Regions from separate parts of the Homo sapiens genome. Here regions 2, 3, 4 and 5 are each linked to region 1. A link is a contact called in ENCODE Hi-C or POLR2A ChIA-PET data. All regions are on one chromosome and are shown on one strand. The core of a region is the stretch at or near the end of the contact, and the rest is flanking DNA. Distances in the headings are between cores, read along the strand shown.

What was found. Hi-C counts contacts between places; a loop is a spot of excess contacts on that map. ChIA-PET counts read pairs that join two places held with the same protein, here RNA polymerase II (POLR2A). Pooled maps may share reads with other maps.
Region 2: a loop to region 1 is called in a map of naive thymus-derived CD4-positive, alpha-beta T cell, with 5 times the contacts of the local background. The contact joins the promoter of C11orf96 here to the enhancer-like site in region 1. A Hi-C loop is called at or near these places in 1 of 168 maps with a recorded cell type or tissue (naive thymus-derived CD4-positive, alpha-beta T cell) and 8 of 50 pooled maps. POLR2A ChIA-PET finds 5 or more read pairs at or near these places in 1 of 52 experiments (activated naive CD8-positive, alpha-beta T cell).
Region 3: a loop to region 1 is called in a pooled map, with 3 times the contacts of the local background. The contact joins two enhancer-like sites. A Hi-C loop is called at or near these places in 9 of 50 pooled maps.
Region 4: a loop to region 1 is called in a map of naive thymus-derived CD4-positive, alpha-beta T cell, with 5 times the contacts of the local background. The contact joins the promoter of EXT2 here to the enhancer-like site in region 1. A Hi-C loop is called at or near these places in 1 of 168 maps with a recorded cell type or tissue (naive thymus-derived CD4-positive, alpha-beta T cell) and 6 of 50 pooled maps. POLR2A ChIA-PET finds 5 or more read pairs at or near these places in 1 of 52 experiments (T-cell).
Region 5: a map of CD8-positive, alpha-beta T cell shows a loop between it and region 1 (17-fold over the local background). The contact joins the promoter of ACCS here to the enhancer-like site in region 1. A Hi-C loop is called at or near these places in 3 of 168 maps with a recorded cell type or tissue (CD4-positive, alpha-beta T cell, CD8-positive, alpha-beta T cell and naive thymus-derived CD4-positive, alpha-beta T cell), 1 of 37 single-sample maps with no recorded cell type and 14 of 50 pooled maps.

Annotation. Positions count from the first base shown.
Region 1 is chr11:43,642,822-43,645,521 of GRCh38, reverse strand. It overlaps a transcript of HSD17B12 not described here. Among named protein-coding and RNA genes, the nearest start is that of HSD17B12, 37 kb to the left of the region's middle. RefSeq lists an enhancer at 1,200-1,389. Within about 2 kb of position 1,346, at least 25 of the 41 ENCODE cell types and tissues checked have a DNase peak (open chromatin) inside an H3K27ac peak, as active enhancers do; they include CD8-positive, alpha-beta T cell, where a contact is called at or near this core.
Region 2 is chr11:43,941,088-43,943,910 of GRCh38, reverse strand. It overlaps C11orf96 (chromosome 11 open reading frame 96), which reads right to left and starts at 1,274. Exons shown (of 1, transcript NM_001145033.2): 1 at 33-1,274. The coding sequence starts at 1,006. The coding sequence ends at 638. It also overlaps a transcript of ACCSL not described here. RefSeq lists an enhancer at 1-647 and silencers at 1,387-1,516, 1,557-1,686.
Region 3 is chr11:44,036,099-44,038,798 of GRCh38, reverse strand. It overlaps a transcript of ACCSL not described here. Among named protein-coding and RNA genes, the nearest start is that of ACCSL, 11 kb to the left of the region's middle. Within about 2 kb of position 1,323, at least 5 of the 41 ENCODE cell types and tissues checked have a DNase peak (open chromatin) inside an H3K27ac peak, as active enhancers do.
Region 4 is chr11:44,094,034-44,097,037 of GRCh38, reverse strand. EXT2 (exostosin glycosyltransferase 2) reads right to left here and starts at 1,360. Exons shown (of 14, transcript NM_207122.2): 1 at 1,186-1,360. RefSeq lists an enhancer at 404-453 and a silencer at 874-1,493.
Region 5 is chr11:44,064,579-44,067,546 of GRCh38, reverse strand. It overlaps ACCS (1-aminocyclopropane-1-carboxylate synthase homolog (inactive)), which reads right to left and starts at 1,277. Exons shown (of 15, transcript NM_032592.4): 1 at 846-1,277. RefSeq lists enhancers at 1,108-1,297, 1,318-1,407, 1,508-1,637.

The DNA of each region.
Region 1 (2,700 bases), core at 97-2,596:
TCACGTGGTGGCCCCTAAAACTAAAACTTGATAGCTGATTTCCAAAACCACTGTTGTACCTTATTTCAAATCTCCCACCTTACCAAACTTGAATGAAAAAATGTTTTAGATACCAGTTCTACTTGTGGGAAAAAGCTTTTAAATACTGCCTGAAAAATGGCTTTTCATGACCAGTTAGATTTCAAAACTTACAGACAATACCATGGAAATAAGGCGGAATTTATGGAGCAGTACATTGTGGCAGAAACAATGAGGTCCAATTCGTGTAGACAGACAAAACAGGTACTGCCATTCTTGGCTATCTAGTGTTATCCTGAGATTGTGATACACGACATTACACATCAGTACACGGTGCTTCATTTAGCCTCAAATGTTGAAACAGTACCCAATATCAAAGATCAGGGTCCCAACATGCAGAGAAACTCTGAGCCAAGAGTAAGGTAACACAGCTCAAAGCAAACCTAATTTCCATAAATAAACTCAAACAACTTCACAGCACCAGGGAAGCCTGGGGGAGCTGGCTCCCTAGAACTAAAGGTACCTGCAACCCTGGTGCTCGTTTTAAATTCAGTTTTGCACACATATCTTTCTACAAGCAATTGCAAAGCTCCCAAGATTTAGGAACACATCCAAGTTAATAAGAAGGCATTTCACAAGTAGGAACTGCCTGACACTGCCTTTCAGCATTAGCAAACGAGGGGAAAGTTCACCACATGCAAGGGAAAGCCAACCACACGATCATGGACACGTTCATAACTCCTGCAACTGCTCACACCCCACACCAGACAGACAACACCCAGGACACTGCTGTACATCTTACAAAATTCCAGTTCTTGCTTAAATCCCACCAGACCCAAGAAAAAGAGCCCAGTCCAACCCCAAATAGGGCCATGAGTACCAACAGCCATATGGACAGAGCCAAATGCGCTAAGAACAGTGGAGGATGCAAGCTACAAACCACAACACAGAAAGCACAACCCCATATGCCTAGGCGCCGGCCACCCAGATATTTCAAAGGCAGAATGCCAGACGACCAAGGTCCGGCCGGCTGGGAACCCTCACCGACCCTGCAGCCGCTACAGGCCCCTTGACCGCTATAACGACGGCAAATCCCAATGTTAACCCATCAGGCTGCTTGCCCACCTTCCAGGAACACAACTAACAGGCCCTTGGCAACCTGGGGGGCTGTTGGTGGCCTTCTAACGGGACCGACAGCCCCCCAAACCCTCCGAAAGGCAGAAACCCTCAACTCCCTGCCTCGGCGGCGGCCATCACGGCAAGAAAGCAGGCTTTTACGACAACTCCCACAATGCCCGCGGCCTACAACTCCCAGTGTGCACCGGGCGCCGCCGCGGTTAACCCTGTAGTGGCGCCGGGCTGGCGAGCCCTGCACCCTTTCCCCTCCCAACGGCCAATTGTTGCACCTACTTTCACCCTTTCAATCTGAAAGTAACTTCGGAAATTTTCTCAAACACCTATAGTTACGCTATCTAGCCGCCTTCCCTTATCACACAAACAACCTCAACTGCTCAGAAAATTATCCTTGACAGAGAAACATTTGTTAATCTCTAGAGCACTCCTCATAGTGTCAAATGCTTCCCATTTGAAAAGGGGACACTTAACTTCAATTAATCTTCCCCTTCGACTTTATCATTTTCCAACATTTTTCTAAGTTATTATACTCCAGAGATTCGTGTACTCAACACTATTAATTTAAAATCTGTTTTCTAACTTCTGGGAAGCAACAAGAGAGAAAGACTATCCTATAACTGCCCACAATGTTCTACATCTCTCCATTTTATAAGACAAATTTCCTCCAATATATTGTCTCAAAAAAATTATGCGACTCCAAGTAAGTCCTAATAAGAAATATTAAATATGGGCAATATATTTTTTCAATTTGAAGTTAGTTTTTTTTAGGGGAAAACCTGGGTTGTGTCAATATACTTTGGTTTCCCTTTCACTCTCTTGATAGATAATCAGAAATATAATAATGCTGCTTTATTACTTTTTAATTTTAAAATGCCAACAAGCAACAAGTAAAGAAACATTTTAATAAAATTTGAAAAATAAACTAAGAGTTCATTCTTTCAGGAGACTGCACAATTACATATTTTATTCATAAATGAACTCCTTCAAGGTTTTTCTCATTTTAATTAAAAATAAGAGTTTAAAAACGCATTTCTTTGAAATAGTTTGCCCATAATTTCAGTAAAGATTAACAATCACGTTTAAAGAACACTGTATCATCAATGTAAGTTCAATATCCTGTTTGTACATACAGTACAAACTGTAACATGCCCAGACGTATAACTGAGAGATAAAATAATTGTTTAGTATTTGATGCATACACTAAGGCAACAACTAGAATTCTCCCAAATTATCTGCTATTTTTCTCACATCCAAATATAAAATGAAATGTACATAATGTCTGATTTTTCCACAGAAACAATTTGCCATTTGAAAGGGCACTCAAAATGTATCATGAATTTCAAATCACAAAACTCAGAAATCCTAATACACATGCAAAAACCTAAAGCCTTGTTGGAAAGATACGTATTTAGTAAGACTCTACGAAATTATATTTTAAATGTGCCCCTTACTATTACATTTAGCTTATTAGTACATTTTTTATCTAGTAAACTATGATGAGAAAATACTTCATCATTTACTTCTTCACTCCTGTACAATATGTAGTTT
Region 2 (2,823 bases), core at 25-2,524, 300 kb before region 1:
GTGCAAAAAGTCAAGAGCCTGGAAAACTGCACTGTGCAAATATATTGACTTTATTTGTCTCCTTTCAGGAGCCTCACAGACATATCCAGGTAAAAAGATCGTTAAATAAATGCCTTCAGCCATCGCAATGCAAAAATAAATATCAATCCTCCAGACGCAGTAGCAGCCGCGCTGCGCCCAAAGTCCCAACGGCCACGCCTAACAATTATAAAAGTGTTCAGCGAGAGTGTTGGCGTGAGTGTGAATGGGTGTGCGCTGGGGGGCACGGTGGAGCGGTGTGCAAAATCGGAGTTGCAAACCATCGGACAAGGGCATGGAGTGGCTACCCGCCGCCGACTCAGCGCGGGCGCGCCTCCCCGCACACACTCACAGCAGAGTTCGCACTGGGAAGAGTTAAAAAATAAACATTTACAAGGACGAGGAAAGCGGCCCCGCTCCCGGCGCTCCCGGGCCAGGGCGAGCGCGGCGAGGGGCGCACCGACCGGTTCGCAGCGGGGCGGGAGTCCGAGCGCGCGAGGAGCGGCGGTCCCGGGTCCTTGCGGGTCCCCCGGGAGCAGGGCGCGGGCACTCTCGGGGTTCACACGCCGGTCCCCGCGCGGACCGCGGACGCGCGCGTCCCCCCCGCGGGCGGCGCCCCTTACAGGGCCGAGTCGGAGTCGCTGGAGTCCAGGCTGTTCCTCAGTTTGCAGCTGCTGAGCTGCTCCCGCTGCAGCGACAGGCTCTGCGTGCTGCGGCGCAGGCACTCCAGGCTCTGCAGGAACGACTTCTTGGCCTTCTCCTCCTCCATGGGGGACACCCCCTCCTCCTCCACCTCCTGGATCTCGTCGAAGGTCACCGGCTGCGTCTTGAAGCGAGACTGGCGCGGCCGCCGCAGCCGGCCCCGGCCCTTGGGCAGCTTGGCGGGCCGCACGGGCTGCGGGAACTCGTCGGCCAGGCACACGAAGTGCGGCATCACCGCCTGGTAACTGGAGCAGATGCCCATCAGCTCGCCGGGCTTGGCGGCCATGGCGCCTCCGGCGTCTGCGGGGCCGGGCGGCGGGGCGCCGGGGCTCTCCGAGGGCGGCCGCTGCGCCGGGGCCCCCCGGGAGGCAGCAGCCGGGGGCTCGCCGGGCGGGGGATCCAAATCTGCTGCGGGGTGGCGGCGGCCCTCGCGGGCCCGGGCCGGCGCTCCTCGGGAGGGCGGGCGGGCGGGCGGACCCGTCGGGGGGCACGGGGCTCGGGGGGCGCTGTTCCGCCGCGCTCCGAGGCGCTCGCCGCCGCTGCTGTCGCCGTCTGCCCCGCGGCGGCCAGGCTCGCGGCTTATATAGCCCGCGGCTGCCCACACGGCTCTGAGCTCGGATGACAGCGAATGCCATTTAAAGCGTGCGCGCCCCGCGCCCTTCCGCCTGACGTCGCCCCGCCGCTCTGGGAAAGTAACGGCCCCTTCCCCGGCGCCGCCCGCCCCCCGCCAACCGGCTCCGGAAGGCAGGCCCCGCCCGCGGGGGTTCCGGGAGAAGCCGCGGCCCCGGAGCACGCGGCTGGCCCGAGCTGCGCCCGGACAGGGACCCTCAATCGCCGCGACTGGGCGGGCACTGTCCCTTCTGGGATCCCCAAGTCTGCACCAACCGGGTTGGCCGCGGGGCCGCAGGTCCCCCTCCCCCGCCCCCTGGTCCCAGATGCACACACTTGAGGCGCTGGTTATTCCACCGCCGGTTCTGCGCGGGGCGCGAGGCAGCTCTCAGCTCTCTTTGCAGCCTGGCGAGCCTGAGCGCCCGGCTCCCCAGAGCTGAGCTCGGAAGAAGGGGTGGGCTCCCCTTCTGGATCCTTGCCACCCCCCTCCGCAGGCGCGCGCGCGCACACACACACACACACACACACACACACACACACACACACGCACGAATGCAAACACATCTCGATTATTCCATTCCGGTTCTTCCCTTCCCTAGATGTCTTCTTTATGTTTGTCTCCTCACTCCCCCACCCAAGTCCCTCGGGCACCCCCATTCATGCTCTGAAGAGTGACACTTGGATATGGCACTAACAACAACAACAACAATAATAGCTACCATCTGGAGAGCTTTACTCCAAGCCAACCATGAGCTCTGTTTTACGTATATTATCCTGTTTAATCTTCACAGCAGCAGCCCTATGAGGTAATTGGTATTCTCTCATTTTTACATATGGGAAAACCAGGCACAGAGGGGATAAGTAACTGGTCCACTAGTATCTGATGGAAACAGATGGGCTGACTCCAGAGTCCATGCTCTGACAGCCCCCTGCTGAGGGTGAGTACCCTGAGCTAAATCTCACCAGTGTTCCCAAGGTCTCTAAGAGCAGGTCCACAGGGCAGTCCCTGCCCTATGTCCTGGGACTCCCAAGAGGAAACTGTGAGCCTGGCCATGGCCAAGTGGGCTTGAGATGTGGGGCACTGACAGGCACCCAGCAGGGCTCACAGGGCCACCCAAAAAGGAGGGGGTCAGTGGGATTTGGCCTCCGTCCTTTCCGTATCCACTCAACACAGATTTACTGAGAAGTTACTTTCCTGCTCAGGAAAGGCATGGAAGCCAACAAGAAAGGTACAGTCCTGGCCCTCATGAAAGTTACATTCTAATGGGAGTGGGGTGTTGTGGGGAGAGACAGATGATACACACACGAAGAAGAACATGTTTTGTGGTGAAATAAAGTAGGGCGATGAGCTGGGGATGCAGGTGGTGAGATGCTTAGAGCACGGGACCAGGAAAGGCTGCTCAGAGCCTGGATATTTAAGCTGCCACCAGAAGGGCAATAATAACATGCTAAGTGCTTAGTATGGCCATGCTCTGCACACTTTTGATGCGTGAA
Region 3 (2,700 bases), core at 74-2,573, 390 kb before region 1:
AATAGGCATTCAAAATTTTTTAAAAAGTAAGGCCAGCCAAGCAAAGTCATTTTGCCCGTTGATTTCAGCCCTGTAGCCATCATTTGCAAGCTCTTCAGTGTGGCAAATAGAGCTTTGGAATAATCAGTCACATCTAGCTCCCTACTCTCATCCTTTGCATTCCTCTCCCCCTCACTCTACCCTCTAACTCTACCCTCTAACAACCCAAATCATTGAGCCTCCTTAACTCTCCCAGCACACCAGGATTTCTTGTTCCCCCGGGCCTTTGCACATGCTGCCTCTCCACTGGAAAGCCCTGTCAGAGGCTTGCCCACTCTGCGCATTCCTGCTTATACTTCAAGTCTAAGCTCTTTTATCACCTCCTCCAAGGAGCCTTCCTCCTTAACTCCTCAGGCAGATAAAGGGACCCATGCCTATGTTCCCACATACTTTGTTCATGCCCTCTGTATAAAACACAACAGGTAGGCAGTGCTTTAGAGTCTTGGCTCTAACATGAATCCAGCGTCTGGGCTACTCTGTCCTCAGATACCTGCTTGGCTCACTCCCTCATCTCCTTCAAGGCTTTGCTCAAAGCTCACCTTCTCCCAGAGTCCTGCTATGACCACCTATTTAATTCTACAACCCGCTCCTCATGCTCACCACACTGCAGTTCCCCCTCCTCCATCCCACCTTTCATTTTTATAGCACTTTTCCCCTTCAAGCATACTATATAATGTACTCATTTATTACATGCATCGTTTATTTTCAGTCCCCTTCTCTAGAAGGTAAACTCCATGAGGGCAGAGGTCTTCAATTGCTTTGTTTACTGATATTTCTCAAACGCAAAGAAGGGTGGTTGGCCCATGGAAGAGCTCAATAATGTCTGTGAATGAATAAATGAATGACCAAGTGGATGGATGGATGGATGGATGGATGGATGGATGGATGCATGGATGGATGAATACCATAATGCAATTTTCTAAGGTCTGGGCCCCCTTCTGGTCTGTACACTATTCACGTTCTACCATAGTTCCAAGGCACACAGGGAGTTTTTAGTTAATATTTGTTGAATATTCATTTCTAACTAATCTTTCAATGACTGAAGACAAGAATGAAGAAATCAATCAGTTGCAGGCACCTTGTGAATGTTGACAGTAGAGTGAAGATTTACCCAGTGGAAAAACTTCACCTTCCACAGCCTGGGAGCCTCTCTGCTGCGGGCACCCTGACTACAGCAGCTGTAACACGGATTTGCCAAGAGGGGTCGCTAAACCCTTATTTTCTTGCCTAGTGCAGAAAACTCAGGCCAGCCAGCACTGCAGACTCAGAGAAGCAGCGGGTGAGAGGAGTATAGAAGAGGCCAGACAAGGAGCAGCCAGTGCGCCATCCGCGCGTGCGTGACCTCAGAAAGGCTGGGAGCAGGCAATTGCATCTCTTTTCTGACCCACTGCAACCGCTGGTGGCTCTTGGGATCTCTTAGTATTTCTGTTTTACAGACAGGACTCAGGGCTCAGAGAGGTTGGGTACCTTGGTCACTGTCACAACCAGAATCTAGTGATAGGATTAGAATCCAGAATTGGCAAATACGACTGTTCCTGCTACCACCCCTTTGGCATCTCTGCTCCAAAAGCAAACAAATTCCAAGTACAACATCTGGCATGGCCTAATTTAGAAGGCCTGTAGGTTCCAAGGTTGGGGAAAGGTGGAGGTAGGCAGTGGGAGATGGGGAAAGGAGGAGAATTCCTCTTCCAGGGACACTGACCCAGCTGCCCTCAGCTCTCCCCATCCCTCCAGATTGCATAACCTTTTCTCCCTTGACTTCAGTTCTCTGGGCTTCTAAGTGGTCACTGGCCTCATACAAACTCACTTTGGAGACAGCAGCCTGGAAGGCACAGAGGTGCAGCCAGTGGGAAGAGACTGCAAAAGGTCCCCAACCCATCAAGGAAACTGTGGTCCAGAGAGAGGTAGAGGAACCTACCTGGCAAGACCCTGGCCCGTCCATGCCAGAACCTGGGAATCTTTTTTTTTTTTTTTTTTTGAGCTGGTGTCTTGCTCTGTCACCCAGGCTGGAGTGCAGTGGGGCGATCTTGACTCACTGCATCCTTTGCCCCCAGGGTTCAAGCGATGCTCCTGCCTCAGCCTCCCAAGTAGCTGGGATTACATGTGTGCACCACCACACATGGGTAATTTTTGTATTTTTTGTAGAGACAGGGTTTTGCCATGTTGGCCAGGCTGGTCTCAAACTCCTGGCCTCAAGTGATCCACCTACCTTGGCCTCCTAAAGTGCTGGGATTGCAGGTGTGCACCACAGCACCTGGCATAGAACCTGGGAATCTGTAATACTGGGCCCTGGGTTCCATATAACGGGCCTCCCAACAATTCAATGAGGAACGTGTCCTTGGCCCCATTTTATAGGTAACAAAACTGAGGCCCAGCGAGGTTCCTCAATCTTGTCCAAGTTCATGCTACTTGCTTGGGCCTGACTGCAGACCTGTCTGAATCCAGGCCCAGAGTATTCTCTTCACAGATTCCTGGGCCACAGTGACAGGACCCTAACAATTCCTTTAGGTCTGGCCTGGTCTCTAGGTTGTATGAGGTGACCTGGAATGGGGATCCTGGGGAGGAGGAAGGTCACCATGTCGGGGTCCTAATGGCTCTTGCCCACTTTCCTCCAGCGGGGGCCGAAGGCCAGTTACCCAGTTGGTTGCTACCTGGTTGCCC
Region 4 (3,004 bases), core at 111-2,610, 450 kb before region 1:
ATGGCAGTCTGGCCCCAAAACTGATTATCCATTCATACCCTCACATGCAACCAGGAAGTCGGGGAAAGTGAATGATGGAAACTGAATCATCTATTTTATTACAGTGAATAGCCTTTGAGTTCTGAAAGTTACAAACTAAGTCCAGTTAAAGTACATAGAGCACTTACCTGACTTACAAGAAGTTAAGACTTACAAGAATTTAAATGTACATATTTCAAGACCATATCTTCACATAAATAAGTCAAGAACCTTTCTAGATTAGCATTGCCCAATCAGTAACACCAAGCAATTCTTTGATTCTCAAAATTGTGTGTTTAGATCTGGTTCCCACCGAATGTAACAAAGCCCCAAACACCTCTGGACTTCAAGTTGAAGCCCAGAGCCAGTGTGCTTCTGGCCACCTAGTCCCGAGACTAACATGCCCCTGGCCCCGGCCCGACACACCCCCGGGCCACCTAGTCCCTGGCCTAACATGCCACCAGCAATCTAGTCCGCAGTCTAACATACTCCTGCCCCGTCCTGACAGGCCCCCGGCCACCCAGTCCCCTGCCTAACACGCCCCCAGCCACCTAGTGCCTGGCCCAACATGACCCCGGCCACCCAGTCCCCGGCCTAACACGCCCCCGGCCATCTAGTTCCCGGTCACCCAGTCCCCGGCCTAACACGCCCCCGACCACCCAGTCCCCGGCATAACATGCCCCTGGCCCCTTCCCTACCTCGTCCCACGGCTTCTGGCACCGCAAGGGATGCCGCAGGCCACCACCGGACCCTGAGGCGCAGGACATCCCCCTGGGAGGAATCAGATCCCTGTGGCTGGCGGGAAGGTGGCAGCAGGAAGGGAGGGGTCACGGCGGAGGGCGGAGGGCGGGTCGCAGGAGGAAAGGAAGGAGCGGACTGGGGGCGAAGGTTGGCTAGGAGAACAGGTGGGTACCAAGATGCTGAAAGCGCGGCCGCCGCCGGAGGAGAAGGAGAAGCAGGAGTGGAAATCGGAGCGCTCCAAAAGCGGGCAGTCATTGTCACAGCCCCGGCGGGGCTGGGGGTGGCCTCTCGCAGCCCACGGGCCTCCACGGAGCCTCCGCGCGGCCGCGCTCCCTCGGCCCTTGTCCCGACCCAGCAGCGGCCCCCGGAGGCCCGAGCCCTCGCTTCAGCGCCCGCCCGGCCGCCGCCCTGGAGAGCCGCGCTTACCTCGGCCACGGCTGCCTCCCGCTCGGCCCCGAGCTTGGTCACCGGCTCATGCCGCGGGGCGCGGGCCACCTCCGCCCAGGTCGGATCGGTCCGAATCGCCAGCCGCCACTGCCAGGGCCGAGTCTGGGCTGGCGAGCAGCGAGCGAGGGGCCGGTAACCGGGATCCGGGCCGTCTGACACCGAGCGCACTGCGCATGCGGGAGCTGCCGGGCCGCGCCTCCTGCTGGACAGGAGGAGTCCGAGCACCGCTGCAGTGTTTTCCCAGGCAGGCGCGCTCAGGCTCCGCAGTGAAATGCTCAGACAGCCTCATTCATAATTAAAGAATCCTTAAACCCAAACGAGACACCACGCGTTGCTTATAAAACTAACAAATATGTAGACGTTTTATTATAATCAGTTCTGGTGAGCGTATAACATTCCTGGAGGGCAATTTGGTACTATCCATCAAACGGAAAATGCTGGTACCCTTCATTCCAACAAGCTCTCTGTACGGAGTTTGCCCTATGGATATTCTCAACAATGTTTGTCAAAAAGTTCCATGACAGCATTCTTTCTAATCATAGCGAAATGCTAGACACAATCGAAATAAATTATGGAATTTGATTGATTTGAGTAATGTGAGATAGTGCAATATATTTGGGTAAGGAAATATCTCCAAGATATTAGTTAAGATCAAAGCGTAGTCCAAAACAGCGGGCAAGTCACTTTTAGGTAAACTATGCATATGCAAAAACAAGAGGGAGAAATATATAAAGTAGGTGCTTATATTCAGGCATGTGTATAACTTTTTTCTGGAAGGAATGCAAGAAGAAATGAACAGCTTCAGGTGGAGTAGTTGTCGAGGCGGAAATGGAAGCATTTATGGCGAGGAAAGGTGGCTCACGCCTGTAATTCCAGCATTTGGGGAGGCCTAAACGAGAGGATCGCTTGAGCCCAAGAGTTTGAGACCAGCCTGGGCAGCAGAGCAAGACCCCATCTCTACAAAAAATAAAAAGTTAACTAGGCATCGTAGCACACGCTTGTAGTCCCAACTACTTAGGAGGCAGAGGCAGGAAGATTGCTTGAGCCCAGGAGGTCAAGGCTGCAGTGGGCCGTGGTCGTGCCACTGCACTCCAGCCTGGGTGATAGAGCAAGACCCTGTCTCCAAAAAAAAAAAAAAAAAACGCATTTTTGTTTTGTATCTTTCTCTATTATTTACATGATTTAGCCCTATCCATGCACACTAAAACCGCTGTCATAAAGCAGTAAGTGGAAACTAAAAAATTAAATTAAAATTCAGAGCGATGTTATTGAGAGGTTAATGAAATGACCCCTGGGCCTGCGATGTTGGTTTGGTAGAGTTGTGGGTCTGGCTACAGGATCCAAATCCCTTCTGGTCCCAGATGTACTTTGGCGCCATCTGGTGGAAGTTGTCACTGATAGCTTAAATATTCAAAGTGATGATTCTGAGACTAGATACCTACAGAGGCTTCCGGCAGCAACCTCGATTCCAGGGATATTTTTGTGAGTTAATGCCTGCTTGTCACAGATCTAGGGAGATTGGGATGAGGACATTCTGGGGATGGGACACTCATGTTCTGCTTCCCCACATCCAAGGGGGCATTGCTCTGCTTTCCAAATCAAATCCCCCCTGCAAATGATACAAAATGTAGCACACACCCACCCCATTTGAGAACTGGATGGGTGGAGAGCAGTGACAATCACCACTGGAACTGTATCCAAATTTATCTTATCCCAGGGAATATTGTTTTCACTTTTTGAAATAAGTCAACAATAGCTATCTGGTCTGGAAGATTGTGGCCTCTTTTTTTCTTCTCCA
Region 5 (2,968 bases), core at 28-2,527, 420 kb before region 1:
TCCCCTTTCTCTTATCTGCCCCTTCCTTTAGGTTTATGCACTCATCACTTCCTGTGTCCCTTAGCTGTAACCATATGTGCAACGACTTCAACAAGAAAAATCTGTTAAGGACCTAGTACGTGCCAGGGACTGCACTTGCCACATTGACGTGACTTTAATGTATTGCTGCTTTAGCGTGTTCTACTTCTGCAAAAGTTTTTCACTCTCCAGCCTAAGGGGTCATCAACATTCTTTTTCCACCCTTGCTCACCTCAATTACCAAATGCCAGGTTAAAATTTCCTGAGTTAAAGCAGAGTATTGCCTGGGAGTCCTGGGGGTCTTGTGGTGTAAAGGGTAGGATGAGATTATGTGGTGTTCTGAGGCAGATGGCGGGTAGGAACTGAGGGAAGGGAGGAATGGGAACCTCCACAAGTGCAGGCAACCCAGGCAGAGCTCCAGGGCCTGCCTCTTCAGTCCTGAAGAAACGAGGTGTGGACACCAAGGAGAGGGTGGTCTACTCCTGCCCGCGGGTGTGAACTCCTTCACTTCTCTAAGCCAGTTTAGTTTCCTCATCTGCACAGTGGATATAACAGTAACCACCTCGGGGTGGCCGTGAAGACATAAATATATATGTTAGTGACAATAAAGTACTTAGAACAAATCCTGGCTGATGACCAAAGTTCAATAAAATATGAGTCATTATAGCGTAACTCCTTGCCAATTTTCCCAGTCCTGATGCACAACACAAGCTCTGGTAACACTGGGCGCACCATAAACTCAGCGGGTACCCGCAGTTAAATTTTCCTCCGCAAAGTCTTCTCAGGGGTACTCTTTAAATTGGCTGGGCTCTCCCAAGAGCGCTCACCTCCAGCTCTCCCGACAGCCCAGGTCCGAGGAAGGGCAGCACAGTGGGCGGAAGCCGGGGTGGGAGTAAAGCCTGGGGTAGGGGGGCGGCGGGGTTCGAGCCTCCAGGCGTCCAGCAGGACGGCGGCGAATCCACAGCCAGATACCCGCACTCGATGAGGCCTTGGAATCCCGCAAGTGGGGCGGCTACCGCGCACGAAGAACCGAAACGGCCTTCTACAGGGCGGAGGACGTCTCGCGAGAGACGGCTCCAGGTTTCCAGGCAGAGGAAGTGTGATCGGCGCCAAGGGATTCGAGATGGAAGGGCAGAGGCTTTTGCAAAGTGCACAGAGGGAGGCCTGAACGGCTTCCTCCTCTGCAAAGTAGTGGATCCCACCTACTTGGCGGAGCTGGAGGAGGCGGTGCTGGCACTCGGTGGGCGCCCATCACGTGTAGGTTTTCTCCGCCCGGAAACGCCCTGCGGCGACTTACGCGTGGGTGAGGACAGCGCCCCCCTGCGCTCAGCGCGCCCGGACTAGGAGACTGAGGGCGGTCCGCACCGGGTTGGGCTTCCAGGCCTGTTCAGGGCGCAGTTCGTCCCCTTGCCACTCAGGCGGGGGCGGTCTCGGCGGGGACTACGCTTTAAGGGTGGCACACGAGGTAGCACCGCGGGACCAGGAAAAGGGAAAGGGGCGTAATGCCGTTTCCCACCTCCACTCTGGGTGGCCTGCGCGTGCTGGGCCGCCGCCGGGCCGGGTCTGCCACCTCCTTCTGCCTCCTGGCCTTGGTTCTCCAGTTTTCAAAGGAGGTTAGAGCCACAGAAATTTCTTGCCAAAGTATGCTTGGCTGCGGCCCACACAAAGGGCTTTTTAGATTCGGGTGTGAGCATCCTTATGGCCTTTCATCGCAGTTTGTCATTTCTGCCCCTTTCATTTGTAGGGGATTTTCTGTAGCCCTCATAGGTTCTTAGTTGGGGGAGACTCCTGTTACAAAAGACAAATTAACAAGAGAAAAACAGACAGAAATTTACTGACATGTGTATTTCATTTATACATGAGAAATCTGGAGGGAATGAGTCGTTCTGGAAGAGGTGACTTTGAATTCCAGTTTTTATAGCATCTTCAACAAAGAACAGTAATTTTTTTAAGTTACAAGACAAAGAAATAGGGCTTTGAGTCTCTCCAGGAGGCAACTTGTGAGAAGGCAAAAAAAAAAAAAAAAAAAAAAGACAAAGGCCAGTTAGTCAAGCTTGTTAATGTAAATTCCTCTGGTACCATCTCCAGGCCATAGGGGTCTAAAGTTGTCTTTGTTCTCCTAGGTAGACAGAGGGACAGGATACCTTTTGTCTTTGTAAACCTGTGTCCTACTTTTAGGCAAATAGGGCCAGGGTAGAGAGCTTTCCTGAATGTGCTGCTGCTTGTCTTTAGCACAATCCTTCATGTTTTGGGGAGGCATGTCCTGGTCTCCCACACGTGCCTGCAATATTTGTTGAACTCTGGCTAGGTGTGGCGGCCCACGCCTGTAATGCCAACACTTTGAGAGGACAAGGTGGGAGCATCCCTTGAACCCAGGAGTTTGAAACCAGCCTGGGCAACATAGAGAGACCGTGTCTCTACCAAAAAAAGGTTTTTATGTTTTTTTGTTTTTTTGAGACGGAGTCTCGCTCTGTCATCCAGGCTGGAGTGCAGTGGCACAATCTCTGCTCACTGCAACCTCCGCCTCCCGGGTTCAAGCAATTCTTTTGTCTCAGCCTCCCCAGTAGCTGGGACTACAGGCACGCACCACCACGCCTGGCTAATTTTTGTATTTTTAGTAGAGATGGAGTTTCACCATATTGTCCCGACTGGTCTTGAACTCCTGACCTCGTGATCTGCCCGCCTCGGCCTCCCAAGTGCTGGGATGGCAGGCGTGAGCCACTGCACTCAGCCAAAATGTTTTTGTAAATTAGCCAGACTTGATGACATGTGCCTGTGGTTTCAGCTACTTGGGAGGCTGAGGTGGGAGGATCACTTGAGCCCAGAAGGTAGAGGCTGCAGTGAATTTGATCGTGCCACTGCACTCCCACCTGGGTGTTTGCGAGACTCTATCTAAAAAAAAAAAAAAAAAAAAAAAAAAATTACATACACACACACACACACACACACA